Linked DNA regions of Homo sapiens: all the other regions are linked to region 3. A link is a loop called in an ENCODE intact Hi-C map of the cell type or tissue named here. Cell type or tissue: Calu3. All regions are shown on one strand. Links, peaks and the distances in the headings refer to the core of each region. The heading gives the core; the rest is flanking DNA.

Evidence for each region. Peaks named below come from ENCODE experiments on the same cell type or tissue, not always from the same donor. Only the 100,000 strongest peaks of a DNase experiment are listed, where the experiment ranks them.
Region 1: a loop joins it to region 3, with 2.3 times the contacts of the local background. A loop is called at or near these places in 2 of 110 quality-filtered maps.
Region 2: a loop joins it to region 3, with 1.9 times the contacts of the local background. A loop is called at or near these places in 3 of 110 quality-filtered maps.

What each region holds. Positions count from the first base shown.
Region 1 is chr5:143,629,643-143,640,628 of GRCh38, reverse strand. No RefSeq gene overlaps it. Among named protein-coding and RNA genes, the nearest start is that of MIR5197, 45 kb to the left of the region's middle. In Calu3, for the core only: no CTCF peak of the experiment used is centred there; a DNase peak (open chromatin) is centred at 5,228.
Region 2 is chr5:143,659,492-143,670,477 of GRCh38, reverse strand. It overlaps LOC105378210 (a long non-coding RNA gene), which reads right to left and starts at 7,585. Exons shown (of 3, transcript XR_944377.3): 1 at 7,521-7,585; 2 at 992-1,084. In Calu3, for the core only: no CTCF peak of the experiment used is centred there; no DNase peak of the experiment used is centred there.
Region 3 is chr5:143,502,430-143,513,415 of GRCh38, reverse strand. No RefSeq gene overlaps it. Among named protein-coding and RNA genes, the nearest start is that of NR3C1, 100 kb to the right of the region's middle. RefSeq lists an enhancer at 5,898-6,192. In Calu3, for the core only: no CTCF peak of the experiment used is centred there; a DNase peak (open chromatin) is centred at 5,935.

The sequences.
Region 1 (10,986 bases), core at 2,221-7,220, 130 kb before region 3:
GTGCCACTGCACTCCAGCCTGGGCAACAGAGCAAGACTCTGTCTCAAAAATAATACATAAATAAATAAATAAATAGTGAAACTAGTTCGTTTTCAGTTTCCCAAGACCTTAAACCTGGTCCACGTTACTATCTACTCTCACTTAGACCAACATCTAAACCATCTAATTAGTGTCTTACTTTCCTCTTGTTCCCTGCGTCCTATTCTCTACACTATAAACAAAGTAGTCTTTTGAAAGCACCATCTAATTTCATTAACTCAGTGCCTACAACGTATTGTGGCTCTTGGGGTAAATACCAGAATCCTTAACATGATGTTATACCCAGCAAGATCTACCTACTCCAACATCTCCATGTTTGGCTTATATTGTGCTTCTCTTTCCCCTATTATTTGTTCTCATAGCACCATATAGCTCTCTTTGAAACCCTTTGCAAGGTATAATTTTAGTTAATTACTTGATGACCCTCATTTGATAATAAACAGCAGGAGAGCAAAGACCATGTCTATTTTGGCTCATAATTATATTCCTGGTAGCTAGCTTAAAGACTTGCATACAAAAGGCTTTAACTATGTTTTCATTGCATGAATGAAGAAATACATAAATAAATGGTCAATTGTTTTCTCAACCACTAGGTACTGTTTTTAGTAGTCAGAAAACATATTTAAGGGATGAAAACTATGTCCATTTCTTACAATTCTACAATAAATACTACCTTCTAAATGTCATGGCCTTGGTGGGAAGTTATCAAGGGAGTCAGTAAAAGGATACATATTTCTACCTTTCCAGAAGAAAGAAGGGAGAGGAAAAACATAGTTATGATCCATTATCTCTGAAATTCTCTTCAATTGTCTAAATGTCCCAGTTGTTGAATGAATCTTTAACTCCCTAGAAAAGTACTGTGTGTTCACCGGGGCCTGTCAGAGGGTGGGGGGCAAGAAGATGGAGAGCATTAGGACAAACAACTAATGCATGCAGGGCTTAAAACCTAAATGACTGGTTGACAGGTGCAGCAAACCACCATGGCACATGTATAGCTATGTAACAAACCTGCACGTTCTGCACATGTATCCCAGAACTTAAACTTACAAAAAAAAAGTACTGTGTGTTTTATTTATAGAAAACATGAATTTTGAGGGTTTTTAAAAAATATATAGCCAATTATTTTACAAATGCTATAGAAAACATTCTTGTTTGTTTCAATTTTATTTACATACTGGCCCACCTTTTATAGCTCACTAGTTGTTAGACATTGGACCACAAAGATGGATAAGATATACCCAATGTTCTTGAAAAGATCTGAGCCCCACAAGGCATGATTGTCTCTTAAACAATACTAAGCAGTAAGAATTGCAATAGAAATGTGCATATGTCCCAAATGAGAAGGAACTGATATACCAGGAGAGTCTAGAAACTTATTTTGAGATTTATATGGTTAGTACATCCAAGAAGTTTATAACACTTGGCCATGCATAGTATATACCAAGTGAAAAAGAATGCCCTTTCTTCTGTGTGTGTAAATATTGTGTCCAATTAAAATTTTGTCTGAACAAGATCTTTCTTAACCTTTGATTCCTATGTAACTTCCATTGTCCTGAATTGTTTTCTTCATTTCTGATTTTTGACTCTTGTTACCAATTTTGTCTATGGCAGGGGTCCCCAGTCCCTGGGCCACAGACTGGTACTGGTCCATGGCCTGTTAGGAACCATGCTGCACAGCAGGAGGTGAGCAGCAGGTGAGCAAGCAAAGCTTCATCTGTGTTTACAGCCGCTCCCCATCACTCACATTACCACCTGTGCTCTGCCTCCTGTCAGATGAGAGGCGGCATTAGATTCCCATAGGAGGAAGAGTTCCTATTGTGAACTGCACATGCGAGGAATCTTGGTTGTGTACTCCTTATCAGAACCTAATGCCTGACAATCTGTCACTCCTCCCATCACCCCCAGATGGGACCGACTAGTTGGAGGAAAACAAATCCAAGTCTCCCACTGATTCTACATTATGGTGAGTTGTATAATTATTTCATTATATATTACAATGTAGTAATAATAGAAATAAAATGCACAATAAATGTAATGTGCTTGAATCATCACAAAACAAACCCCTCCTCCTTGGTTCATGGAAAAATTGTCTTCCACAAAACTGGTCCGTTGTGCCAAAAACTTTGGGGACCACCGGTCTAAGGCATTTTCCTTCAAGTAACCTCCCAGTAATCAACCTTGACTACGCTAACAACTTTGTCTCCTGCATCATGGACAGAACCAGTAAATAGACTCCTGACCAGCCCTGTATTTCATCTATCCCTCCAACCTAGGCAAGACCTGTACATGTATTTTATGTAAAGAGGGAGATAGATGTGAACACAAATAAACTTGCAACACCAGCAAAAGCAAACAGTATGGTGATATGAGAGGCCACATAGCATGTACTTGAGAGTATGTGTTCTCGAGTAAGAAGTCAGATGCTATCTCTTATTAGGTGGATGAAATGAAGCAACTTACTTAACCTCAATCATGAATGAGAATAATAATGATATCTATCTCATAAAGCAATAGCAAGTATTAAAGTAAAGAATTTAGGTAATATGCTTAATACAGTGCCTGGCACCTAAAGGACAAAAAATAAACAATAGGCATGAGAATGATTAACAAAGGAATTATAAAGATGTGTATAAAATGCTGCAGGAAACCAGATCAAGTTATGAGTGACTCTGCTTAAGAAGTTCACTGAAGGAGAGACATTTGAGCTAAACGTCAAAGAGTAGAGGGAAGCCAGGAGGGAGATTGGCAAAATGACATTCAGAGACAGGAAACATCACAAACTAAAAATAAATGGTAGATTTGAGGCTTAAGAGACTACAGAAAAAAATAAATGATAAGCTTGCTTGAATCAGGGGCTCAGCTCTGGATAACAGAGAAGAATCTAAACTAAATCTTGGAGATATTTCCTAGAACGGGTTTCAAGGTGATGGCATAAATTGTATTAAAGTCGTTTGTGTGTAAAGTATATGCCATTAACAGCCTTGACTTCACAATATGGAGTTGTTATTAAAAGCTCACTCTCTTCTTTGAAGACATTTATATGGAAACGCTAAGTGTTTTTACAATCATGATTATCAGCTACTTCTGTTGTTGAAAATTCCTCTTAACATTTTGCTGACCAAAGTGCACATTTTCAGGGTCAAACTATAAATTCAAAGATATAGGCCACGATTTCCTTGTTTACTCAGAGGCTACGTCTGGGCTCTGGAGAGACATTCTTCTAAACTCTCCCAAAAATATGCTTTTGGTCATCACATTCAAACAGAACATTCTTCTTGAATCTTACTATTTTATGTCAATGTCTGTCTCTGTCTCCCCACACCCCCTATGCTGGCCCTTCTCACTCTTTTTGTCAGTTCGAGCTCTTTCATGATTGGCACCCTCCCTGTGAGACTTTGAACAATTTGGTATTTTGCTTATGTTTGTTTTTAGCCTCACATATGCTATGAATCACCCAATACTTTCTGCTCCATTACTACCAAGCTGACGTTTGAAAAACACAGTTTGCTATTTTATTTTCCTCTTCCATTATTCATTCGGCCCCTCCAAATGTATTTTTTTTTTTACACATGAACCCAGCGCTAAAAATACGCATCAGTTGAAGGTTCTGCCAAAATACTTAGTGAATGAGTAATTCAACTTATCCAAGACCGAAAGAAGTATGGGGGTCCTCGGAAATGAATGAACCAATTTGTCTGAAACCTGACTTCATTAAGACATAAAAGTGTGACTATATGGGATATAAAGTCACTGAGTCAGTCTGACATTCAATGTAGACCTCATGTCAGCCTTCAGGAATTGACATCCTTCCCCAAATATTGCAGGTTCAGCCAATGTTCTTATTCACAGCACAAGCATAGTGTGACCCCTGTGTTCTTTTTTAAATTTCTTTATAGCTCTTCTCTTTATCTATGTTTGTTTATTTTCTTGTCTGTATCTCTCATATAGAATGTAATTCTCTGAAGGAAGAAATGACTTTCTGTGCTGTTTTCCCAGCACAAAATGAGTGCCTTGAACAGGGTAGGTGCTCAAATTTGTTGAATCAATTGTCCCCCAAAGTCCAATAAGCCCTAACTATTAATTCCTTTTTTAACTTGTATTATTCCTAAGAATAAAATAATAACAATGGTTATAATTCACGACTCCCTGCTACATGGCTAGAACTGTGCTAGCACACTAATAGAGCTATATAACATTATCCTGTGTCATCCCCACAGCTTCTCTGAGTGATCAATACTTGTACCTCATTTTGCAAATTTTGCAGACTATTGAAGCTCAGAGAGGTGAGGTAATTCATCCAAGGTCACATAGCCCAGAAGCAAAAGCTTAGGCCTTAAGTCTTGGACTGCTTTACCAGTTTATCATACTGCCACTGCTTGCCATCAAGTGCCATGTATCTTTGTCAAATAAGTCCTTTTTTGTTGAGTCTGGATTGGAGCTAAAGAAAGGAGTTGTCAGTGTGAGTGGTTTGCTTCCCCTCTTCTCATATGTTGCAGAGCGTTAGGGATGATTATTCACTCTCCTGCTTCTTGTCCCTCTGGCTACTTCAGTTCACCACACCCTTTGGGAAAAACAAAACAAAACTGACCTCTTTTCCAAAACTCATCCATCTTTCCCAGTTATATTTCTTTTCTTTCTTTTTTCTTTTTTTTTTTTGGAGATGGAGTTTCGCTCTTGTTGCCCAGGCTGGAGCACAGTGGTGCAGTCTCGGCTCACCACAGCCTCTGCCTTCCGGGTTCAAGCGATTCTCCTGCCTCAGCCTCCCGAGTAGCTGAGATTACAAGCACGCACCAACATGCCTGGTTAATTTTGTATTTTTAGTAGAGATGGGGTTTCTCCATGTTGGTCAGGCTGGCCTCGAACTACCGACCTCAGGTGATCCACCCACCTTGGCCTCCCTAAGTGCTGGGATTACAGGCATGAGCCACCGCGCCCAGCCTCCCAGTTATATTTCTAAGCAAATCTGGGGGGATTCAAGCTTCACAGTAAAGTCCTACCATCAAACTAGATCATAAGCTCCCCCTGCTCCTGAGGGATTTCACAGGCCACTGGAAGTGTGTGAACAACTGCATCAAAGGTGGCTGACTCTCCACAAAAAAAGCAAACCAGGGGAAGGACCGCCCTTGTATGCTCTTTGACGTTTTCCTTCTGGATCCAGTTCCATGCCTCTGCCTGGGACTTTTAAAGATCTCTGGCTTTATTTACTCTCTCCACTTCATCTAGTGAGCCTTGAGTCATAGCCACCAGCCATCCAGATAAGGCAACCACTTCTTTGTTCTTTCTTGCTTGCTTGCTTTTGTGCTTTCTTGCTTTCTTTCTTCTTTCTTTCTGTCTTACTTTCTGTCTCCCTTCCTTTCTGTTTTTATTTTATTTTATTTTATTTCTTTTCTTTTCTTTTTCTTTCTCTTCTTTTTTCTTAGATTTTACAATTCACTGAATTTCCCCTGCATTGATAGTTTATTTCCCAGCAATATAAACTCCAGATCATTATTCAAGTCTCAGTAAATATAACTTCCTCACAATACTTTCTGATTATCCAAAGCAGAATTAATGTCTCCATAAAAGTTTGCACAAACTCTACAATATCACTTACCACACAGAATAAATAGCTGTTTACCTGTCATCTACCCACTGTAGACTTCCAACACCCTGTGATCAGGGATTACATCACATTAATCTTTCTACTCCCCACTAATCATCTGCCATTTAGTAGATGTGCAATAAGTGTTGAGTGAGTTTTATGTCCACACAGGTTATTCATCCTCTGTTGGAACACTTCTAATGACAACTCACTATTTCAAGATCCAGTCATTTCTATTGTTGCACAGATATAATTATTATAAGGTCAAAGTTTTTTCTTACATTGGACTGATCTCAGTGTCTCTGACATTTCCTCTTTTGGTTCTGGTTTGGCCCTCTGGACCCACCCAGATGAAGTTGGCTCCTCGTTAGGGATTTAAAGACAGTAAACGTGCCCTCCCTAACTCTTCTCTCCTCCAAGTTAAACAGCCTGCTTGCCTCTAGTGAGGGCCTGCACATGAGGACCTGTAAATCTTAGCCATCCTGGTTCTTCTTCCCAGGATAACCTCTAATCATCAATATTCCTTTGAAAGAGGGTTCCCATGCCACATCCCAGACATGGAAGCAATACTGAGTACTATGGGATTCCACTAGGCTGGGCACTATACTTTTACAAATAACCTTAATAATATATTTTTGGGTATTCTGTCAGTTCTTTGGTCTTTTTTTTTTAACAGTGAGGAAATCAGATTTCTACTGAATCCTGCTACAATTAATTTTGTAACCTTAAAAGTAAAACTTTATATTTGTCAGTGTTAACAAATCTTATTTATTTGAGATTTGGGGGTATTTAGGTCTAGAAGACTGAACTCTGAATATAATAATAATTTTACAATTAGCAGATGCACTCTCCTCTTTGATAAGCCTATAAACAATTCATCTCTGTGTCCTGCCATCCCTCAATTGTTCCCTGGCTGTCTTCCCTACCCATAGTCACAAGGTGGTTGCAGCAGTTTAGGAGTCATAGTCAATGACAACAACAGCCTCCAGAGAAAAAAGAAACCAAGTCTTTGTTGGGACCCCTTTTAAGATAAGGAAAACCTTTGCCAGGAGCTCCCCCAGCAGACTTCACCTGATATCTCTGTGACCAGAAGTGTGACACATGCTCATGCTAGACCAGTCATTGGCAAGTAGAAGGAGGTTGCTGTTTTTGACTTAGATCAATCAGACCCAACTCCAAGCCAGGGATGCAGTCATTCTCCTCTGAAGTCCCTGGATTTGAGAAGGAATGTGGATCCCTGCATACAACTGGCATTTTGTTAACCAGGAAGAAGGAAAGAATGAAGGTTGGGTAGATGGCATAAGAGTCTGCTATAATTCCCCTGTCTCTTCTGATGTTAACTGCTCCTCGCCATCATAGCTTTGATCTCTCCAGCTTTCTAGGTCTGAGCTTCTGAGCTTTTCCTTCACTTATTTCATCACCACCTCCACTGGCTTCAATAAGTCACTAACTGGTTGGTTTTGCAAGGACCAGACTCATTTTAAAAGAATAACTTGATATTAGCTTTACAAAATAAACCATTTAATATTTACAAGTCATAAATCAAATACAGTTTCTTCCCAGAATCATTGTAGACCACCAGTCTACCAGCATTTATATCACCTAGTTACCACCTGGGCAGGGAGAAATTACTCAGTGATGTGATAAAGAGCGTAAGAGGAAAACACTGGCATGGATTCTTTACCACATTGATCATGCCTCGTCTGTGCTGAGGTGAGATCGCAACCCAACTTCTAGACTTCTCCAATTATCTGTGCCTCTTCCCAGAACCTGCCCCTCTGTCCTATTCCCCACATCTTCCACTTCCTCTGTCTGACACTAATTACCTTTTGGGTAACCATTTAAATATTGTGACCCCTTGTGGTGTTATATATATAAAAATGTTTTCATCCATAGTTTCTGGCTTATAACTCCAATAGTCCTCCTTATAATGTTGGGGCACTTTAGTCCTCAGGAGACAGAGTCTCTCTCTCTCTGACCTTCGCCTGTCCTTCTTTCACTTGCTCATGGCAGGACTCTAGTCTGATCATGGGTCAAAAGACTCTCATTCCAGAGAGAGTCCTGCCTCATACCCTAGAGGAAGGCATGCTACACAGAGGCCAAGAAAAGTCTGAACAGACAGGCCTTGCTGGGTTTAAATCATGTAGTTTTTGTCCAATGACATCTCTACACAGTTGCCAATCATGCCTATGTAATGAGACCTCCACAAAAACCCTGAAGGACAGGGTTTTGAGAGTTTCTGGACAGCTGAACCCATGAAGATTCCTAGAAGGTGTGTTCCCAGGGAGGACACAGAATTTCGGTACCACTCCTCCCATGCCTCACCCTGTGCATCTCTTCATCTGTATCCTGTATAAAATCCTCTATAATAAACCACTAAATGTGTTTCCCTGAGTTCTGTGAGCCACTCCAGCAAATTAATTGAACCCAAAGAGGTGTCATGGGAATCCCAACTTGAAGCTGGTTGGTCAGAAGTTCTGGAGGCTTGGACTTGGGTCTGAGGGTACGGGCGGCACTCTTGGGGACTGAGCCCCCAAACTGTGGGATCTGACACTATCTCCAGATAGATAGTGTTAGAACTGGTGTCCACTGCTTGGTGTGTGGGAAAAACTCCTACACTTTTGGACACAGAAATCTTCTTCTGTGTTGATGATTGTTGTGATGGTGAGAGAGTAAAGGGAAAACACAGTTTAAGAGAGTTTTTCCCTAAAACACCCATCTAGGCACAGCAAGTACTCTGCTTTGAGATTTCAGACCACAAGGCGACTGCATATTACAGTGCTTATCCCACTTTAAAGCTTGTTGCATTATCAGTCTCTTCTCTTAAGTCCCTAAATAAGCTCATGAGCAACAGGCACCATATCCATATTGCTCACCCTTGTACCCCTAGTGCTTAGCACACAGGTGAGAGTCACTGATCATTTTTTTTACTTAACAAGTAAATGACCAAATAGCATCTGTTAACATTACAGCACCACATTCTGTCTTACCCTCTGATAGGTTAACTATTTTTAACTATGCACCACAGAATATAACTTCTCAATGCTATGCCATGATTCGTTTGTGACTGGGGAGGGTGCAAGTCCAACTTTGTAACTGGCTCTTTTCTTGACTAGTGGGTCCGTATACCTGCCATCTTTATCACAACCTGCTCTGACTTGCTTCCATAGCTTTCAGCTGGGGCTGGGGCTGGGGCTGGGACTGAGAGAAGCCCATTGGGGTCCTGCAGGAACAGGGTTTCCCAAAGCATTCGGAAGCATTTATGTGCCATTGGCGGTACTTGCAATGATTTTAAGTAATACAATTCTCTTATTGATTTTCTGCTTATTTCTATGGTTAGCTTCTATTCGTGGCAATAAAACTTGTTTTCCATTTTCAGTAGTAATTTACTTTTTTCTTAGTTTCCTTTTTTTTTAAAAAAAGAGTTTTTAAGTAAGCTTTGTTTGTAATAGCCAAAAACTGAAAGCAATTCAAATGTCCATTGATAGGTAGACGGATAAACAAAGTGTGGTATATTCGCATTATATCCATATTAATGATAAGTTAATAAAAAGTAAAAAGGAATAAATAATCAATACATGCAACAACATGGATGAATTTCAAAACCACACTGAGTCAAAGAAGGCAGGCAAAAAAGAGTACAAGTACTTATATAAAATTCTAGAAAATGCAATCTAATATATAGGGACAAAAAGCAAATCATTGGTTGCTTGGGGATGGAGGTGAAGTGAGACATGCATTAAAAAGCAACGTAACAAAATTTAAGGGAGAAATTGATTTTTTTAACTCATTATCTTGATTGTGTCGATGGTTCCATGGGTAGAAATACATGTCAAAACTGATTATATTTGTATACTTGAAATATGTGCAGGTTATTCTATGTCAGTGTTTCCTCAAAGTTGTTAGAAAAATAAACCCGATCGTGTAAGGACTTGGGAGCCATTGGCACAAAGTTTTAATTAAGTTCTAAGTACAAAGGGAAGCTACTAGAGGGTTGTGAACAATGAAAGATGATTTGGTTAAACATTTCATGCAACAGATTCACTTAAGGCATGTTTTTTTAAAAAAAAATCTTATGTGAAATATTCTCACAAATCTCAAAATCTCCCCCAAATAAAGCAGGCTTGCTTATAACTAATTGCTAATACTTTGGATTGGTTAGGTATTTTCCCTCCTAAATGCATATAGAAAGGTCAAAACTGGACTGGGGAGACCACATTAATTTTAGTGCAGGTCGAGTAAGAAATAAGCAGAAAATGTGGAAATAAACATGCCTCTTCCCACAGTAAATTGAGGAAGACATGATGATCAAAGATGCGGAGCACATCCACTAGGCATTTCCTGCATAAAACTCACACTATAGTAGCTGTTCTTTGAAAAGAGTTGAAATGTCCAGGAGACTTGAGGAAGCAAATATATATATGCTCTATTTCTTTCATAAGAAGATAAGAAATGAGCCAGAATGTATAGCACCAGGAATTTTGACTTTGATAGTGAGCGAGGATCACAAAACATGAATAAGAATGAGATCACATACCACATGGTCCAGGCTTGGCAGGACCATTCACGAGAGCACAGCCTGTCTGAGAGCCCCACGTTCATGTTTTTTTAGAAGAGGCATGAAAAGAAGTGACCTAACATAGACGATCATAGAAATATAGAATTTGGTTTAAAAACTAAAATCTGAAATCACGATCTTAAAACAAATGGCCTGTTGAGGCCTTGAGTTTCACAGTTGATGGCTAAGGATTAAGGAGAAAAAGGAAACCACTTTCCACCAACTGTAACTTGTTTCTAAAGCACTTTAAAGCACTTGAAGAAACTAAGCACTCGAAGGACACTTTTGAACTATCTTAAACTGATTAACTTGTCACTGACAGAGGCTTTTTCTAACACCTGAGAGCTCGAATATTGTTCCGGTTGAGGTGGAAATGTGATGCATTGTTTACGGATTACTTCATTGTGACACTGTAGAAAAAAATCTGACCAAACCAAATATGTTGTCACTGCTGGGAAATGTCTCTTACCTCCTGCTCTGACAGGAAGTCACCACTATTGATTTAGCTAATAGAATTTCTTAAAAGTTCCTTTGACACACAGAGCTGGAAGTTATGCTTCCTTCTCCCCCTTTTTCAAAAGAGAATCAGACTTATTTTTTAAATGGTCGCATTCAACAAATGTTTATGAAGTGCCTACATGTGCTGGATTGGAAGTCTTTCAGCAGGTGTGCTTTGTAGGTAGAGGAGCTGAGGTGTGCACAGTCCATGGGAGTATCATCTTGTAGATAATGGTTGATTACCTGCAGAACTAGTGAAATTGCATTTCTATCTGTGCCTGCACAGCAAGGTAAAAGAGGTAATTTTAAG
Region 2 (10,986 bases), core at 3,281-8,280, 160 kb before region 3:
AAACTCAATAAATTACACAGTCTCAGGTAATTCTTTATAGTAATGCAAGAACAGCCTAACACAGCAACACCCATATGTGGCATCATATGCTGGTTTTGTCATTAGCTAGTTTATGCTACAGAAACAAGCTCACCCCTCAAATATCTGTTTATTAGTATTTAAAAGCTCATTCTTTACTCAAAGTCCACCATAGGTCTAATGACTTTCTATGACACCTCCCTTCCAAGTAGTGATTCAGGGATCCAGGCTGTTTCCATCCTGTTAGTATGCAACTGGAACACATGGCAAATGGAAAAGAACGCTGAGATCATCAAGTAGCAGCTCTAAAATGCTTTGGAAAAATGGTTACATGAAGTCACTTTTCCTCATAGCCCTTGGCCTTGCCAAACAGTCCTTGCCTGTTTAGTGAATAGCAAATGTCTCTGGTACACATACTAAATCAAACTCTGAGAGTAGGGTATGAAATCTTCATTTTAATACATAACCCAGTGTTTGAGAACATTTGTTTTCAGATAGGTGATGGTATTCCTGTGCAATTCATAATAAAAGTGAAGTTCAGAAATGTTGCAAATTACCCAAGTTCACATAAGGTCACACAAATTTAGTAGCAAAGCTGTTTGTGCCTCTTAGTTCAGGTCAATTCCAAACCACTGAAGTATAAAAACCCCATAACAATGAAAACTATAATATTTACTTAAGACCATAGAATGAGGAATCATGCATTCATTTTCTTGACTGGAGCCCTAAGAATGGAAGGAAACAGTATCAGAAAAGAGGTGAAAGCAGTGTGTTTGCAAAATCAGACAAAAGCCGAAAGGACAGAAGGAGAGGAGGGAAAAACATTTTCCCACAGAAGAGGAAACAACTTGGTCAAGTGTAAATCTGCTAATGCTTCATACCCATAAGCTTAAAACAAGTCAAAAACCTCTGATTAGATCTCCCTAGTCCTTAGCTGGACCAGATGACAGGATTTGAAAGATGTGTGATGTACCTGGATATTACGAGGATTGGGGACAACACTTTGTACTTCCTCAGAGTTGGCTTCATGTGTGAGCTCCAGTCTTGCACAGAAACTGCTTCAAATCTGCAACAAAAGTTCACATTTGCTGAGAGTGAAAATATTCTGTCAAGGTGAAGGGATAAGCCTCAGAACTCAGGGAGTTTGCTTTGGAATTTGCCAATTTTATCCTTGGATCATACCAAAGAAGAAAAAATAAATGTGGGTGAAGAAGAGGGAAATTCTTCCTTGCTAAGAAGACAGAAATAGCTTGAGCTAATTATATTAACCTAAAAAAGTAGGAGAAAATTAACGAGAAATAAGAATCTTAACTCTGGAAATAGCCTCTCTTCTGTGCTATTGAAATCCTGTACCCTTTGGTGGAACAAGCTCAGGTCAGAAGCTAACCTGCCAAAACGAAATTCTAGAAATAGGGAATGCTTTCAGGCATCTTGAGTCCAGCTAAGTATATTCCAGCATTTTTCCAAACTTTTGGGTTCAGTAAAACATGATTCCAATTTCGCCTCAGGCCTTTACTTTTGGGAAACTGTATGTATTTTTGAACAAATTCAATTTAGATGTTTCTTATTTTCCTGCCCTTTAACTCATTAGAATGTTATTTTGTAGGAGTCATTTGTTTGGGAAGCAATCCGATTCTTTTGGAAAAACTTTGAAAGCCTTTGTTGTTGGGATAATAAGCAAAATGTTGCCTGTTTTTGAATCTATACATTCAAAGTGAACAGGAAAATTATGGAAATTATCTAAATCAAGGATTCTTATAATGTGGTCCCCAGACCAGTGGCATCATCATCACCTGAACACAAGGCCCTGACATCCACAAGGGCCTCATAGTTGGTTCAATGCTATAACCACATTGAAATTCCTGTAACTTGATATTGGTAGGTAAAGTTCAATGAGATACTGGGACATTCATGGGACACATGGTGAATGAGTGTGAGCAGAGATATATGCAATATGTGTACCTGCAGTTCTTGCTGCCCCATTTACAGATAACATTTACAACGGCCCATGAGCACAGAATTTCAGTGGCCCCATATGCATGAGATTCAGAGTATAAAGTAAGCGTGTCACTTCAATAACTGAATAAACGGGGGCAGAAAGGGAACTGGAGGGGTTACTGACAGCCCAGAGAAGTCACATTTTTCATTTGAACCAGAACTTTGCTTGAACCCAAAAAGAAAGCATTCTAAGAAACATGAACCACCAAAGAAGCCTATCATATTCTTTCTAACTTGTGTATTAGCCACTGCTTACACTCAAAGAAGGAAATCCTTAATCCTTGACTAAGGCAACTTATGGTTCCTCGTCCTGTCAGTATTTCCTTACCCATCAGTAAATGAATGGAAGCCAACTTTTCTGGAATGTGTCCACATCAAGGAGTGAAACAAAAACAGCAGAATCAGTTATATGGCACAGCTCTACTCTTCCATTAAGAATGGAATACATCTGTATGTACGAGCTATTAAGGATGAATTGCATACTTTCAGTGACTCCTCAGACAAGTTAAATGCTCTTGAAAATTGACGTTGTATAATCTACAGATGAATAATACAATTCTTGTTAATAATTTACTATTTTTTTCTTAGGACATTAAACAAAAACAAATAAAAATGTCATGACTGGTTGAAAGAGATCATGGAAAATAGGAAACAGTTTTTATCTTTTATTATCTTATTTAATGAAAACTTTTCCTGCTTTTTGAATAAGGGACCCGCATCTTCAGAGTGTGTGTGTGTGCACGCGTGCGCACATGTGGGTGTGTGTGTGTGCATGTATGTGTGTGTGCGTGTTTGTGTGTGTGTGTGTGCAAGCTCTGGGTCCCACAAATTAGGTAGCTCTGACCAAGAAATTAATATAACATGCAAATTCTTGAGCTCATGCTCAGATTTAAGAACCATTGGCCAGATTATTTCAGCTGGAGAACCCCATGACTCTATTTATCCAGAAGTTTCAGGTCTGATTAAGTAACCTTATTTCTTTTACCTACTCTATGAAAACAACTCCAATAAGAGGCAGGACGGAGCACCACTCCACTGCCTTCAGACCTGGCCTCTAAATATCTATTGCCATTGCTTGTGAGCCTCTGCTGTGGACTCAGCGCATCTGTGTCCACCCCAAGGCAGCCATGCAACCATGGGCAGGATTCTCAACCTCTCTGATCCTGTTTTCTCAGCTGCAAAATGGAGGTATTAATGCCTGCCTCTTGGGGTAGTTAGAGGAATGAAATCAGCTGATACATGTAAAATATTTAGCACAATGTCTGGCACATAGTAAATACTCAAGGAAAAGCATATTACGATTAAATTATTAGTAGTCATTATTATCTATGTTCCTTATTGCTAGTCCTGTTAGCTTCTTCTTAGACAAATCTCTTAGGCATCACCCTTGCATAGCTCTCCCGGGTTCCTCGCTCTGCCTCAGGTTGGGATGTAAAATACAGAAGAAAAACCCAAGAGTAGAACCTTACTTTTCCTTTTACTTGCAGAGGGGACAGAAAGAGAAACAAAACAGGTTCTTTCATATTCTTGATTAGGCATTTTCTTGCCTAAAAGTGGTATGTTCTGCCTTCCTAAATAATTTTGCTTTATTTTAAATCTAAAGTATACAAGGAAGTCCCTATCACCCTTGACTTGATATTGTGTAGTAAAGAGAGTTCATAATAGCTAACAGCCTGAACTTTGGAGAGGGAACCACCTGTATCCTGACTGCCACTCGCTGGCCGAGTGATCACAGGCCAGCAACAGACCAGTGTTGGATCAGTTTCTTCAAATGAACAAAAACAACCCACTTTATAATATAGTGGAGAGGACTAAGTGAAAGAAAGTATGTTATTCTTCAAGCACAATGACTTGATTTTTGACCAGATTCCTATAAGCTGGAGCCCAGAAAGGTCTCAGGTAGGGATCTCTGGATAATATTTTGCCTGGAAGAACATTCCAGCCAATAGCACGCTATGAAACTTCTATAATGATTCATTACTGGTCAGCACGTTCTTCCAACACTCAGCACATGTTCCTATCCTGACATTTCCTGCTCTTTTCATGGCTCAATTTCTGGAATCTAATAAAAATGATACTGTAGTAACCATGGTGGGAGTAACGGCTGCCTGAGTAGCAGTAGCAGCGGATATTTGAGAACTTATAATGCCAAAGGGACTGTGCTAAGATCCTTTTATGTATCCCATTTAGTCCTCACAAGCCTACAAGGTAGTTATTATTATCCCCATTTCACAAGAAACTAAAACACAGGAAGTATTTTAAGTTTTAAGGTCATATAACTAATCAGTGGATGTCCCCACCCTTTCCTAGCCCGGTCCCACTGGCCCTCATGCTACATCTCGTCGTTAGAGAAATCCCCATAATCAAGTGTTGCAGTAAATACCCAAGTAGTGACAGGGGACCGAGGAGTGTCCATCTGCCCTTTCCCCCCTGAGCATAAGAGCAGGAAGTTGTGGAGAAAGTAGAAAGTCCTCACTGTTTCATCAGCAGCCACTGTGCCATCTGGACTCATCACTAAATCTTCCTCTTAAGGGGAAAATCCTTAAAACATCAATACCCATTGAACAATGAGTATAAAGTTTCATTTATACAAGATGAAGAGGTTCTAGAGACCTGCTGTACAGCACAGTGCCTATAGTTCACACTATTGTATTGTGCACTTGAACATGCAGATCTCAAGTTAGGGGTTCTTTCCACAAAAGCAGGGAAGGGACAGGAAGAAACTTTTGGAGGTGATGGATATGTTTCCTTCTTTGATTGTGGTGATTCTTTCACAGGTATATGCATGTGTTCAAAACCATCAGATTCTATACATTAAGTATAAACAGTTTTTATATAATCATTATACTTCAGTAAAGCTGTTAGATTTTTTAAACCATAAATAAAACTAATAAGGTCTCTCATGTGAAAACAGGGGAAGAATATTTGACATGAAGCCACTATGTGAACTGTCTGAAATCTCATGTCTGCTACTCAACTACCCTACCAGAGTCAGACTCCCAGGATCCATAGAGAGCTTTCTGCCTCCTCCTTCAAATATTCAAGGATGTATCTCTAGACTTCGAGCTTCTCCACATCTACATTTCAGCCCAGGCACAGACCCTAGCTCATGAGATATGTCCACTATATACCATTAATAGATTAATTAATCCATCTATGAGCTATGGCCCTCATTCTACCCAGCAAAAGTAATGGAGGCCTATGTTTGACTTGGGAAGGAAACCACGTCTCTCCCCCTAAACACAGGAATACAGCTGGGGACAATAGGGAGGAAATGTAACTAATTTATTTCACAAGCATTGCCAGGTACTGCCCTCAGCACCTGGGTAACAGTGATTGGTGGGGACAATATTGGGGCTAAATAGAGTGGTAGCCATGAGCCTTGACTGGAGGCAAGAAGAGCTTGATTTGAATCAAAAATCTACAAATTGCTACTCTAGAAACTTTAGGAGAGGTTCTCAACAGCTCTGTGCCTCAGTTTCCTCATCTGTAAGCAGAAATAATAGTAGCACCTACCTCATAGAGTTCTTGGGGATTAAATAAGATAAAGCACATGAATTATTTAGCACAATGCTCAGCATATGGTAACAATAAATGTTACATGCTACATGACCACAATACAATGATCCCTGCCCACAGAGCAGATGTTAGCACAGTTTTTTTCTATAAAGGGTCAGACAGTAACTGTCTTATGCTTCGCAGTCCACGTATGGTCTCTGTCACAACAACTCAACTCTGCCATTATAGCACAAAAGTAACTACAGATGATACAGAATTGAATCTTGTAGTGTTTTTAACATGTCATGAAATCTCATTCTCCTTTTTTTTCCAATCATTTAAAAATGTAAAAGCCATTCTTAATTCACCGACTCCCCTCTCCCCAAAACAAGACAACAGGCTGGATTTGGCTTGTGGGCCATCACTTCTGTCACGGGGGAGCAACGACTGTCTAGGCCAGTGGCACATGGGTAAAAGAATTTCCTAAGACAGTTGTACATAAAGAAAGGCAGATTTATTAGAGAAAGTATGAAAATACGTTGTGAGATGGCAATGGGCAAATCAGCAGAAGAGGAGCTGACTGCAAGGAAACAGAGGCTTGCTGGAGATTTTATTGAATTGTGTTTATGGTGTATGCTGAAGAGGGCTTTGTGCAGTACTGATAATGCCAAGGTTGCAGTGAGCTAACTTGCAGATGTCTGGTGATAAGATGGGCACAGGAGGGCTGCGTGTCCTGGATCATGGAGAAAGGCAAATTTATGGCTTATCTGCTTTCTCTTTTTCCTTTCTCCTGGTCCCACCAGCCTGACTCCTTTTCCCTAATTAGGACTCCACAGTTTCTGACCCCTGGTCTGGAGCGGAAATTGGAAAATATACAAGCTGTTGCAGTATGATGTGTTTGTTCAAAGTGCAGAGAAGGGAGGGGTTTGTTCAGCCTGGCAGTGGAGAGGAGGAAGAACAACAACACCTCCATAAAAGAGAAAACACTTGAACTGGGCTTTTGAGAGTCAGTAGGAGTTCAACAGATGATACTGATAAAAGAAGGAGTCTGGGTGTGGTGGTTCACTCCTGTAATCCCAGCACTTTGGGAGGCCGAGGTGGGTGGATCATGAGGTCAGGAGTTCAAGACCAGCCTGACCAACATGGTGAAACCCCATCTCTACTAAAAATACAAAAATTAGCTGGGCGTGGTGGCATACACCTGTAATCCCAGCTACTTGGGAGGCTGAGGCAGGAGAATTGCTTGAACCCAGGAGGCAGAGGTTGCAGTGAACAGAGATCACACCACTGCACTCCAGCTTGGGTGACAGAGCAAGACTCCATCTCAGAAAAAAAAAAAAGAGAGAGAGAAGGAAACAACCATTAGAAAAAGAATGAGCAAAGGGGAGAAAAAAACAGTCTCTGCTTACTGAAAATGCATTTTTAAAATAGATTTTAAGAAATACATTCTTTGTTATCTCTGGTAATCTCATTATGAAAAGTGGCCAAGTCTTTTGTCAACAAAATCATTTCTCTGTATTTTTTTAACCCAGATATACAATGGATTAGCTTAAAGAAAATGGGGATTATTTGCAATTAGTTTTAAACTCAGATGCCTGGAATCCAAAAATGTATTATTTAAAGATATTTTTAATATAGAATAACTAGAACTTGTTTAATGATTCCATATTGAACCTTTAAAAATGTCTTTTTAGTTCTACAAAACAAATCTATGCCTTTTCAACCTATTTAGCATCTGAGGCACAGAAGACTACAGAAAGTAAGTTGGAAAATACATTTTGGACTTGTCATATTCTTTTATTCAACAAGCATGTATTGAGCACCCACTGGGCACCAGGCACTTAGGAGGATGCTGAGTGTGCACACGGACGTGCAAAGGCACATCATCTACCCTCACAATGAAATAAAGGAACACTTAGCAGCATATTAAAGCAGGTCCAAGGCATTTGGACAAAAGGGAAGAAGTTCTACCAAACTCATTGTAGATCATTATGGGAAGCTCGTACTTTCCGCCAGAGGCATTTCTTCTGTACTCTTTACTCCACTTATACTCCAGGTGTTCCAATCATCTGAAAAAAATGAACAATGCAATGCTGAGGTATGAACAAATGCCCTTATACCTACAACTATATAAATATACCAAAGTAGGGAAGGAGGTTGGGAGGGCTGGGGTGGGCTATTTCAGACCAGTGGTTACCCTCCAGTGTTGCTTTGAAATCCATTCCAAGGCAACTAGAGCTATTAAAAAGCAAGCAATTCTTACCTTATCATGCCTGCAAGAGGAAAGACTTTGCTCTCATCACTGAGAACTGGTTTTCTGAAATTAAATAACAATCCAAGACCAGTATGTCTAGCAGGGTGTTGGAGATCAATACTCCAAGGCAAGTGAAAGGCAACTAGAAAAGAAGGTGGTCCACAGGCTGGAACCCCAAAAATACAAGAGTGGAAGGAAACTAATGACTGATGGTATAAGTTACCTGTCCTTTCAAATGCATGGACACCCAATAGTGTTCCCACAGAGAGAACACCTTCACCACCCTTTCTCTGGCAACCAAACCAAGGGTTTGCTTTTTCATTGATCTTTCCCCAAATTAAGCCAGCATTAGAAAGAACCTAGAGAAAAGGGTGCAAACAGAGTTGTTTTCTCCATTGGCCTCTCTGTCTCATACCTTTCACTTAACAATTTTCATGGCTGCTCAGCAAGCCACTCAAGAACTGCACTTCCCCATGGCAAAGACACCACAATACAGCAATTAATTTCTCTGATTCAATATGTTTACCTATGAGTCAGTTGAGTGAGAGTATCCCATAAGGGAAGAAGAGAACATTCAATCTTTTTTTTTTAATATTAGCTCTGAAAAGTTTTATTACCAAGAATCTGGACAAGCAATACTAAACGAAAATAATAATCAAATCCAAAGCAGCTCCATTTGTCATAGAAACATATCTGATGCAAGGGCCTGGTCAGGAAGAAAAATAATTCATAGAAAAGAAGGCCAAGAGGCTCCAAGATCTTAAGAACCTGTGTTTTATATCAAGAAGCGTTTTTGCTTTCTTCATTTTAATTTATACTTAGTGGAAATTGTTCAATGATATTAATTCTCTGTTTATTTTAGGAGAAAGGGAGTTTATAATAGTTATCGCAAGATTCAGATAAATCTGCCCTGTTACCTCCCTAACCCAATTCACTGTCATCTCTACCCAGACTCCAGTAATGGCCTGCCCAAGACCCCTCCCTGCCCCTAAAATGCCATCTCCTGATTCTCCCCACATCTTGCTCAATCTCAACTGTCAGTTCTCAGATTAAATGCTGCTTCCTCAGAGAAACTATTGCTAGCTACTGTGCCCACCACTTACTGTCTCTCTCATTGGATTTATTTCCCAATTGCTTTCATGACACATAATATGATCTTCTTAATCTGGCTTATTTGAGGGGAGAATCATATCTGCCTTATTTACTGCTGTGTCCCTAGCACCTAGCACTTAGCGTTTGGCCCCTGAATAAATAAAACCGTGATATGATCAGCCAAGCACTAGGCTTAATCATTTTTAATTTTTTTGTTTAATCTTACAAAAATCCTCTGATAAAGGAGCTACTACCCTCACTTGCTAAACAAGGGACCAAATGCATAGATAAGGTCACCTGGCTTGTAGGTTAAAAATTGGGATTTTCACTTAGGTCTCTCTGACTCAAAAATCACTTATATTTCTACCAAATCATGTTGCCTTTTAAATAGGAAATTTTTCTCATAAAAATGAAGGTTTTGAACTTTTTTAATATCCAAAGACTTTGGATCCTGACCTACAGAGCTTCATGTTTTTAGACCAAAGTTCCTACAATACTCAATTGAATAAAGACATTTAAATTATAGGCTTCTCATTGCTTGTGAAATTGATTTAACACTCTTAACCTTCCATCCACATACATGCCAGCCGAAAACTACCAAGAGGAATTTTTCATACTAGTTAATAAATGTTCATTGCTCAGCCAGATAATGACTATGATTGACATTCCATTTATAATTGCTTATGAATTGACCTCTTATACATAAATCAAGACTATAGCCTATGCAAGTATAATTTATAGGACTGTTTTAGTTTAGGCATACATAATCTTCGGGAGGCATATGCACAGCATAAGCCTTCCCAATATAAACAGAATGATACATATATATGTGTTGCATATGTATGTATAATTATATATATCCCACATACACACATATATTATTTTATATATAGCTATAAAAAAACTCTCTCACTGGAAAACTAAACATCGTCAAAATGTATTGCCAAAAAATACAATCAACCCATTTATTCATTAAATTCTTATTTATGTGTGTTTTCTTATCTAGTTATTTGCAGTAGTGTGTTTGCCAGGGCATGACTGTAATTTACTTCCATTCCATCAGAGATCCATGATCCATAATATCCTCACCTATGTGAAGCCACATTGAATGGTATTAAATAAAGCCTAAAGTGTGGGACCCAAGCCACAGAGGGTACACAAGATAATCTATGTGGTAGACTCCATGGGGTAATGGAAGTTACAAGGAGAACCATTTTAAAATCAGTCTGCACATCAGAGTGGAGCCAGTCCCAGGCTGCAGAGAACAACATTTCACTGTATTTATTTATATGGTTACCTTCTTTTTGTGGCAAATAATATCAGTTTTTCATGTATGACAGTAATATTTAGTTTCCTTTTTGGCTGTGTATATGTAAAGAAAAATATGTCAATTTAAAAAATATTTTGTAAATAATTGTACAAATGGTATGCAGAATGGCAAAAATTATGCAAGTTATATGCAAATGACTGATGGATAAAGGTCTGGGAGTCAGAGTTTACCACTTAATAACTGAGTAAACTTGAGTAAGTTACTCAGCCTCACTTAAAAATAGCCCCAGCAACATCAGGGCTTTTGTCTGTTTAAAGGGGAAATATGCCAGATGAAACATAGCCGATGCCTAATACATGATCTTTGTAATAATAATAACTGCCTTTATTACTATTAACTACCATTAGTGAGACGGTGTTTGTGAAGCATGAAGCACAGAACCTAGCCTATCATAGATGCTCAGCAAATATGGATTATCAAGATAGCTGCCCTCCCAATGGATCTGTAAACACAAGTATGATTCATGACTCAGTGTTAGCTGATATTTATCTAAGGTGTGAATGGCATGTGGCGTATTTTAAAATGTGAACTTAAAGATTGTTGTGAATGATTGGTATGACATACAGAATTCTAAGTAAATAGTGAAACAACCTTACTGTATCAGCAGTGTCTGGGAGGAATGGGGACAAAAAAAAAAAACCCAAAAGTTCTGTATACAGAAAGCAGCTTCCTGTCATATAGAGCACATTCTCTAATGTCTACTGTGAAGAAATGGGCTAAATATTAATTATCTGTCAGTGTGGAGTTATAAACTTAAAGGTTGAAACTGCATCTTCAAGAGATTTCTAAAGTCCTT
Region 3 (10,986 bases), core at 3,019-8,018:
ACAAGAAATTGATATTTTAAAACCCTCAAAATGGAAAAATACTTGCAAATCATGTATATCTGACAAAGAACTTGTATCTAGAATACATAAAGAGCTTTTATAACTCAACAATTAAAAATAGCACAATTCAAAACTTGGCAAAGAATTTTAGTAGACATTTCTCCACAGAAGATACATAAATGGCCAATAAGTGCATGAAAAGACGCTCAACATCCTTGGTCGTTGGGAACATGAAAATGAAAACAACAATGAGGTATCACTTCATACCCATTAGGGAAGCTATAATAAAAAAGCCAAATAATAGCAAATGTTGGACGAGGATGTGGAGATTAGAACCCTCATATATTGCTGGTGGGAATAGTATATGGTGCAGCCACTTTGGAGAACAGTTTGGCAGTTGCTCAGAATGGTAATCATAGAGTTACCATATGACCCAGCAATTCCACAGCTAGGTATTGACCTAAGAGAAACACATCTGCCCACACAAAACTTATGCATGAATATTCCTAGCAGCATAATTCATAAGATCTAAAAAGTAGAAACCACCTAAATGTCATCAACTGATGAAAAGATAAACAAAATGTGCGATATTTATATAAAGGAATCTTATCAATAAAGGAAATGAGGTACTGACACATCCTACAATATCAGTGAAACTTGAAAATATCATCCTAAGTGAAAAACGCCAGTCACAAAAGATCACATTTTGTATGATTCCATTTATGTGAACTGTACTAAATAGGCAAACCCATAGAGATAGAAAGTAGATTAGTGGTTGCCTGAGGTTGGAGCATGAAGTGGGTAACAGGAATACAGAGTGGCTGCTAATGGGTATAGGGTTTCTTCTGGGGATGATGAAAATGTTCTAAAATTGACTGTAGTGATGGTCGCACCACCCTATAAATATAATGAAAACCTTCCATTGAATTGTATATGTTAAATGGGTAATCTCATGGTATGTGACATATCTCAATAAAAGTATTAAAAATTATATGAACTAGAACTAGTGTCACAATCTTCTAATTTTCTGGAACTGCATTATTTTGTTTTGTTTCAGTTTTCACTCTCTTCAGAAAAGGCTCTGACATTGACTGCCTTTTCACCCCACACCCCATAAAAAGTATTACTTCCAAGATATGTATAGTATGAACAAAGATTAAGCCAGGTCTTCTCAGCTTTCTACATCTGCCTGCCCAGTCATAATCATCTTTCTAATGAGCCCCAAGGCCCTGTAGTGTCCTGTGAATTATTTAAGGAAGATTAAAATATTTCCATTCTACTGTACTTCTAAGCCTTGCACAAGCCCCCTCTGCAAAAATGTATATAAACAGAAAGCTTGAAATATATTTTGTTAAACTAAGTAGAACAACAAAAACAGTAACAACAGGACCAACCATTTCTCAAGAATACTAGTTATGTATTTTTTTTTTCCTACAGTGGCAGCAGCATCATTTAGGCAGACTTAGCAGTGTTAGGAATTTAGGTTGCACAAAAGTCACTTTCTTAGGAGCATTACTAAACAATAGGCTATTGCACAAACAAGTAAGTTTTCCATCTGTGGACATCTTTTTTTCTTTTTAGCTTCTTTAAAGATTTTTGTCCATTAATTTCAAACTATAGTAGCCTTAGTCTTCCCAAAAAGTAACAGGGCTAATGAGATTTCTTACAATCCCCCTCCATTCCTGTTATCTATAATATTTAATGGTTTCCCTTCAACTCTATCAGTGCTTGCAATTCCTCCTCTGTTTTACTGTTGTTCATTTTCAGCTTAATAACCACCTCATTCTATGCATCATCTCTCTGAAAATTTCGGGGAATAGCTGTGTAAGAGAAATGCACTCTTTGAATTTAGAACAGTACATTGTGTGTATACTTTTATATTATGTTCCATTTGTGCTGCTCCAATGGCATTGGCTGAACTCAGTAGCAAACTGAAATGACTGCAATGTTTTCCATTTGGAAAGAACAGCTTATTTAGCAGGTACATAATGGTATTTATTTTCTTTACTATTAGACATAGCTTGGAGTCTTTACCCCCCAAACCAGTTCTGGACATCAGTTTACCAAGTTGGAGCTATTTGTCATACCCAAGAAAATTAATAACCTCAAAATTGTTAAGTATCTTCTTAACCCTGAAGAACTGATGAACTTATCAGAAGAGCCCTGTCCTTACCAAAATTTTATAGGACTACTACTTTTAGCAGCAATTACAGCTGGAAGTAATAATAACAGCTAAAATTTTTTAAACTCTTACAATGGACCCACCACTGTTTAAAGCTAGATGTAGATATAGATACAGATAATTAATTTACTTAATCTCCACAGTGGCCCTGTGAGACAGGTATTCTTATTATTTCTATTTTACAGATAAGGAAATTGAGGTACAGAGAGATTAAAAGAAACTTGCCCAAGATTATGCAACTTGTAAATGGCAGAATTGGGGGTTTAAACCCAGGAATTTAGTTCCCAAGTCACTATGCTATGTTGTTTGATAGGAGGAGCTTAATAAACCTACTTGAGTGAACAAGTAGAGGTTATAGAGCAACAAAAGAAATTCATGACAGCAAAATTGCATCTACTCATCTCCACCCATTCTTTCCAGCCACATCCCTCCAGGAAGCCTCCCGGGATTACTAGAATGGAGAGGACATTGTTCTGTCCCTCCTTCCTACTCTTTTTCACCTCCTCCTAGATGTGGAGAGACCTTTATAGTAAATGTGTTTACAGAAATATGTACTTGCAAAGCAAGCCAGTTCCCAAGAAATCAAACATCCGTGCGCAAATGCACCAGGTCAGTCTGGTCTTTGACTCATTATGACCATAAGAATAACACAAGAGGATTCTGGTAAAGCAGATGTGGGTACCAGAAATGCAGGAAGGCTGTGCACGATGGCTCACACCTGTAATCCCAGCACTTTGGGAGGTCAAGGCAATGGATCACCTGAGGTCAGGAGTTCAAGACCAGCCTGACCAACATGGTGAAACCCAATCTCTACTAAAAATACAAAAATTAGCCAAGTGTCATGGCGCTTGCCTGTAATCCCAGCTACTTAGGATGCTAAGGCAGGAGAATCACTTGAACCTGGCAGGCAAAGGATGCAGTGAGCTGAGATTGTGCCATTGCACATGGATGGAGCGAAACTGTCTCAAAAGAAAAAAAAATGCTTCAAGAATAGCTATTTGGAACCCAGAGTTCTGATACTAGGCCTCAGTCTTATCTGTTCTTAGCTCTTGCTTGAGAAAAAGATTGCATGATTAAAATTAGTCTTCAACTACTTTGAAACCCTCTCTTTGGTTCCTTGCTGGTTAGTCAAACAGATTAACCAGGCTACTCTTTCTCAGTTTCCAAACCAGAAGTCAGCACTTCAGGGCAAAACATTTGACACATCCGAAACTCTTTTTAGTAGTGACAGCATTCTTTGTTCACTGAACATAGCTAGCTCAGTCATTCATTCAAAATTATCAGTAGACATACGACAGCTGCACGTCCTGACATAATGGCTGTACCAACACTTTTTTTTAAAGTGAGAAGGAGTTAAACTGAGGTAACTGAGATCATATGACAGGAACAAAACCCCAGCAACCTTGCCTCACCTGTTGGGAAATCTCAGCTAAGCCTGGATTTGAGCCACATATTCAAAGGGCCAAATATGCAGCTCTACCTACATTAGCTCATTTAATCTTCCCAACAATCCTGTTAAATTATCATATTATACTCATTAAAGAGAAGGAAAATAGAGCCAAGATTTGCACCCAGGTCATTTGCACTCTAAAATCCTCATTTTAACCATTACAACTCTCCTACTTCAACGTACACCTAAGCCTAAAGACAGAACCTTGGCAAAAGTACCATTTTTCGAACCAATTCAATTCATTTCAATGATGTTCTCAGTAGGATTTTATAGGCAGTAGAAACCCAAAGTCCATTTCTCTCAAAAGCCTGATTTTCTTCCAATCTTTCCTCTGGGAATAAAGTATCATTTCTAGAACACCTCAATTTAATGTAGATAAAGGATAACAACTTGTAGACAATAACAAGTTTAAATGTAGAAGGCAATAACACATTATTTTATATTTTTGTATGGTTGTTTTATTATACCTCTTTTGCCACATTACACTTGGGTAATACATTTTGGTTGTTGATGTTCCAATGTTGCATAATATATCAGGTTTCAAAATCTTTTTAGCAATATTATTTCATTTGATCATAGTTACAACCTTGTGAGGTAGGCAGATAGGAGACTATTATTCAAGTTATACAGTATGAAAACTGAAGCATTGTATTCCCAGTGCAGCGTGGCTGCTAAGAAGTTGAGTGGTTACTGGAATCCATGTCTGTTGAATTCCCAGATCAATGTTCATGTCACTGTTCCACACTGCTTCTTGTAAATCCAATGATACCCATTTTCATACAAGCATAGGTTTGCTTATCACCTATCTCTCCTACAGCTTTCAGAGATCCTGTGCAGGTCACTTTTGACAGGTGAATAATGAAAAGGTCTAGTATATTGGAAACCACAATGTGACCTAAAAGAAGAAAAGTGTTGCAAGTACAAGGACATTCATAATATTTTGCAATAGCAAAAATTTAGAAAATAACCCATCAACAAGAAAACAGATTAATAATGAAGCATTTATACAATGAAATACACAGCAGTGAAAACAAATAACCTCTAGCTAAATACAACAGCATGAATGAATCATGAATCACACACAGTTTGAAAGAAGTCAATATCAGAAGGATACATATAGTATAATGCTTGTACAAACTATAGAAATATGCAAAACAATAAGTTTACATATATGTGTAGTGAAAGTATTAAGAAATGCATGGAAATAGTAGTCACCAAATTCAGACCACTAGTTGCCTCTAGAGAGCAGAATGTGATCAAAGAGGACTAAGTAGGGACTTAAACTTGTATCAATATTGTTTTCATTCTTAATCTGTAGTCAATATGTGGGGGTTTGTAATATTTTTATTTACACATTTGTGTTTGTCTTAAATATTTTACAATACCTTTTTTTTTTTTTTTTTTTTTTGAGATGGAGTCTCACTCTGTGGTCCAGGCTGGAGTGCAGTGGCGCAATTTCAGCTCATTGCAACCTCCGCCTCCCGGGTTCCAATTCTCTTGCCTCAGCGTCCCGAGTAGCTAGGACTACAGATGTGTGCCACCATGCCCAGCTAATTTTTGTATTTTTAGTAGAGATGGGGTTTCACTGCTGGCCAGGCTGGTCTTGAACTCCTGACCTTGTGATGACCTTGTGATCTGCCTGCCTCAGCCTCCCAAAGCGCTGGGATTACAGGCGTGAACCACTGCCTTTGTCTACAATACCTTTTTAAAAAGAAAATGACAAAGGCAACCATTCATTCTGCAAACATTGACTAAAGGCAAGCAACATGCCAGACATTGTGACTGGGTGTTGAAATGTTGCAGTGAACCCTCTGATGCACTGGAGAAGATGGAAGAAGTGTGTTTAGTACTAGAAAGCATAGGGAGCTGTGGAAGTGTGTGCCAAGGAGTCCTAATGTAGTTCAGGTGACTTAGGAAAGCCTCCAAGAGACAATGAAGCTTAAGCTGAGACTGGAGAACGAAAAGTTGTACTTATCAGCAAAGAAAGGAACAGTTCAGATTGATCCCATTCAAAATTTCCGTGTCTGAAACTAAACATTAGCGCAAGGAAGGCAGAAAGGACAAGCCAGATCACACACCACAGGATCTCCTGTCCATTCCTTGCTAACATTTAGACTTCATTATGCACTGCCTGTAGCTCACATGGTGCCACATGCCAGCAAGTACCAAGTAGGGTGGGAAGGGGAGTGAAGGGAAGTGGGTATTCAAAAACATTTCAGTGACTTCACATTCTCCTGAGATCCAGAACAGTTCCCATATTCTCTCCTAATACAGAAGCAATTTCAGACACTGAGCATAGGGAGGCAGGGTATGAGTGTGAGCTGGCTGAGCCTTTCCCTCCCATTCCTGTGAAGGAATTACTCTGGCAGATTTCCACATTGTAGGTATTTTACCATTTGTCATAGGCAAGTTACACAACTCAGTTAGTGATTAAATTACCAACAGAGCTGCTATTTGAGTAAGGAAGGTTCAAGGTTGTTTCTTGCTCCTGCACTTTGTTTTAAATGCAATTGGATTAATTCTTTCTTAACCTCCTTGTTTAGAGGAAGAAAACAAAAATCCTGTCTGGTCTCCAATAGATAGGGTAAAAAGCGGCATTTTAACTAACTCATCAACCACTAGGATCCCTGTGTCTAACCTTGGTCCTTTGTTTAGATTTATAAAGTATGAGATCATTGTCAGTTTCATTTATCTCTGTTATTAAATGTACTGGGCCTCCTTCAAATGACATTATATCTCCTTATCTGATTCAAATAAATGTCTTACTCATGGCTAGAATGTAGATGGTGAAATCTCATTGTTAACTCAATAATTGAAATAATCTCATTGTTTTGCTTTCCTAATAGAATCTTAAATTGATTGCTCATGCCTGGAATTTCACTTAGTTTCACCAAACTTTTCTTAAAACTGCTGCTCTTATGCATTCTTTTTGTCTCAATGTTTCTACAAGGATGGAGCATTCTTGCTCTAAAGATAAATGCTTTTAACTAGCATTTCTCTTGGTCTGTTTATCTTATAAAAAATAAAAGTAATCACTCAATATTTGTGTTTGTTTCTATTAGTTATGATTAAATATACTGGTGGTATAGTTGCTAAAGGCACAGGCTGTAAAATAAGCACTAGGTTTGGATCCAAGCTCTGTGACCTTATAGTGACTTAACCACTGTTTTCTCATTTATACAATTGAGATAATAATGGCTATCCCATAAGAGTGTTGTGGGAATTCATAGAGATTATTTTGGGTATGTTACCTAAGCTGGGTGGCTCGTAGTAACCATTCAGATTTTAGCAAATAAAATACTGTACTCTGTATTCAGCTTGACTAGAAATGTGGTTTATCACTTAAAGGTTTGAATTGACCTTCTGAATTGTGACTCGTGAAAGGGATTTTCTTCCTGTCTTATACCATTCTGTACTTAGAGTGTTTGCATCTGAATCGTTAGTATTCCCTATCTTATGTATATAAACTATCCTCTAAATTAATTTTGTTTGATTTGGTTTTATTTTCCTGGTGATTTTCCCAGCTGCCCCAACTGCGACTCTTGGTATAGAAGAGGCAGTAGACTGCACTTCACCTTCTTCAGGTGAATGTCCCAAACAGAGCATTTGAGGTCCCCAGCTACAGCAGTCAGTGCTGCCTGGTAACTAAAAGCAGCAGCCTGCATGGCTGGAGGGAGTCAAGATAATGGAATTGGATTGTCACCCACAGTCAGCCTGAAACAACCATGGCTACCACCCCAAGTCCCATGCACTTTCTTGCATTTGGGGCTCTACACATACCCTTCCCTCTGCCTGGAACAATCTTTCCTACACTTCCCCCTTAATAAGATAATTACTACTCATTTATCAAGTCTCAACTTATATGTCATCTCTCTAAGAATTTATTCTCTGACCCACAGACTTAGTGGGAATCTCTATCATGTACCCCCACGACATTCTCAAATTATCCCTATTATGTGCAAGCAGTCCTTGTGCTATGGATTGAATGTGTCCCCCAAAGTTCATGTGTTGGAAACTTAATCTCGTATGTGACAGTGCTGGCAAGTGGGACCTAATGGGAGGTGATTAGGTCATGATCATTATCACTGGAGCAGGTTAGTTATCATGGGAGAGAGTCTGTTATAAAAACAAGTTGAGCTCCTTCTTGCTCTCTTGTGCTCACCCTCTCTTGCCCATCTGCCTTCTACATAAGATAATGTAGCACAAAGGCCCTTGTCAGATGCTGGGACCATGTTCTTGGACTTCCCACCCTCCAGAACCATCAGCCAAGTAAATGTCTCTTCATTATGAATTACTCTGTCTGTGGCATTCTGTTATGGCAGCATAAAACAGAGTAAAACACTTTGCTTTACACAGTTCCACTATGCATGAACTTCAATGACCACAATTTAGTTAAATAGCACCAGCCCTTCAACAACACAGTTCAAATTTCAGTAACCATGATATATGAACTATAAACTGTGAGCTGCTTGCTCTTTGGTCCACAAATCACTTCTTAACAGATTCACATCATGATCAGTAACCAATCACATCACTTCTTCCAAACCGATCACATCACTTCTTCCACTGTGCATTTGTTATTCAGTTGACACACAAAGAGCAAATCAAGTGGTTGTGTTGCTTCCTTGTCTCCCAGTAATAAACCCATGTGACAGTTTACAAACATGAATAATCAAAACTGGAAATTAGCTGAAAAAGATGAAAGTACTCCAAAAAATGAAAAGTGATAACCTGGAAGTCAAATTCGAATCAAATGTAAGTGAAGTTATAGAAGAAGTAACTGATTATGGCATGTTGACATCCTTTACCATTGCATCTACTCTAGATATGCAGTCAGAGAAACTTAGCAAAGTGGCTGTGACAAAAAGGATAAAGATGTCCCAGAGAAAGTGATGCCGGCCAACCATTTCACCTTGAAAGAACTCTCAGAGATATTTCACATCAACATACAAAGAACAAAGGAGAAAATATTAGAAACTGATCCATACTTAGAAAGGAATATGACAATTTACTGCTACATAGAAAACATGTTTGCTCCATGTTGTAAGATATATGATGATAAGAGAAGGCGAGCAGGCATTGTTCAGACTACTTTGGATGAGTGTTTTACACTAATTCTCAGTGTTTCTAATGTTTTCAATTATCATGCACTAAGTAAATAATAGTTTTATTACATTTTTCATTTCCCTATATATTTATCACTGGCAGTTTTTAAAGGTCATGGAACAGTCATAATTTTTCCTATTTATGATGATGATTACTTTGCGCAGTTTCAGCTTGCATGGTAATATTTGTGGTCCTGCACCACATGCAAAGTAAGGACTGCCTATATATTGAGCATCAATTCTACGTCTGGTACATCATAGTAACTTACTACACGCTCACAAGAATATAAGTTTAGGTTTGGGTGAATGAATGAATGAATTCTAAGTGGGCTTCACCTATATTCAAATACTAGGAATGAAGGAAGATATTTTCTTCCTTTCCCAGCCACTGTGATTTGCTGTAGTTCTTCCTCTAGCTTGATGCTTGGCCCATATCCCAAAGAGTAGACCTGGTCTGTGCTCACATTAACTCTATAATTCTAATAATATCCCTGAAGCTGGGATTCAGCTCCCCAACCAGCAGGTCAGTACAGCAACTTGCAACTGGCTCCACCAGGCCCAGGCCCAGTCTCAGCTGCTCACAGCCACAGCCACTGCTATCTATGCTCAACTGATTGTGGAGCTGAGTTTATGATTCAGTACTTCCAGTCTTAAACTATGGTCGTGGGGCATAGGAATACCTTAAATAAGTGAAATTTATTAAGTAAGTTTATTATAATATAAACTTTAGTCTGGTCAATAACTTACATCCTCTTATATCTTTACAAGAACTGTTAATAAATATACAGATTTCATACTCATTTCTTTACACTAAAGAGTAGTCAAACAGCCAAAATGTCAACATTGCTATGACAGCACTTCAATGTCCATAAATGTAATCTTAGCATAGCTGAAAATATAACTCTTCTGGTACTTTCTCTGTACTTTTATCATTGTAATCCTGTTAGAAATACAACTGGGAAGAGACAGAATATAAAAGGGACAATGTTCCCACAGCTTTTGGATGTCAGATAGGCAATGTCATTAAGTCATTTCCAGGAAATACCATGAACCAGCTTATTTATGTTTCTTTTTCTCCCAAGGTTCTTCTCTGAGAATGTTTTTAAAATCAAATTAACCTCTTTCCAAAGGCCTTTAATACTTCCTTATTCCATGGATTTATTAAAATCTTCTTCCAAATATGTTGCCCAGGGGGTGGTTGAGAGTTCCATTCCTTCCTTCATTTATTTGGCAAACATTTGCTGAACACCTACTCTGTTCCCAGCTCTGTGCTTGGCACTGAGATCAATGTTGAGAGTCAGACACATGTGCCTTTCTGGGCCTTGTAGACTAATGGCAGAAACAGGCAATAAATAGATGAATAAATAACAGAACCTGGAATTAAGCTCATGCCACATGCTATGAGGGGAACAAACAGGGTGAAGGGAAGGAGTTTGGGCCATAATCCAGAGAGACACAATCCCGAATGCCCAAATCTCACATGTTGAAATCCCAGAAGATCAAAATCTTTAAGTCTAAAATCCCAAAATCACAATCCCGAAAGATCAAAATTCTAAAAACATAATTCTGGAAAAAATAATTTAAAAAAATTTAAGACATCTATTTATATTAGGGGATTTATTTTAGAAACATAAACCCACAATCAAACACTCATAGTCCCCTTCACAGAATAAAATAGGCAATAATAACATATTTTTGCAAGCATAAACACTCAGGTATACTAATGACAGTCACATGAGCATAACAGTTATGAGAAGATGAACCATATTCACAAATAAATAGGTCAAAAAGCAAAATGTATAAATGCCTATCACTATGGTTGGTAATTGTGTGCACCTAGCTTTTAACTGTGGTCATCTGAAATACCATGACCGACACCTTAAGGCTTTTGACAAGATTTGTCAAACATTACAACAGATCACTACCAAATAGGCAATCTCCTGAAGAGCTGAGATCTCAAGAATTTTTTTCTTTCACAAATTTAGATAGATGTACAAAAAGGACATCTCTTTATTGATTGAAGAAGTTTTGATGTTTTTACATTGACAAGGAGGGAAGCTGATGGTCTAACTCTCAGTTCCAGGCCAAAAGCCTCAGGACCCTGTGTAGATTCTAGAGACTAACAGCTGCTGAGCCTGCAGTTCTGATGTCTAAGGCAGGAGAGGAAAAGTGTGCCAGCTCTCAGAGGAGACCAACTCACCTTCTGTGTTGGTTCTCTCTGGGTTCCTGACTGATTAGATGGTGCCCAC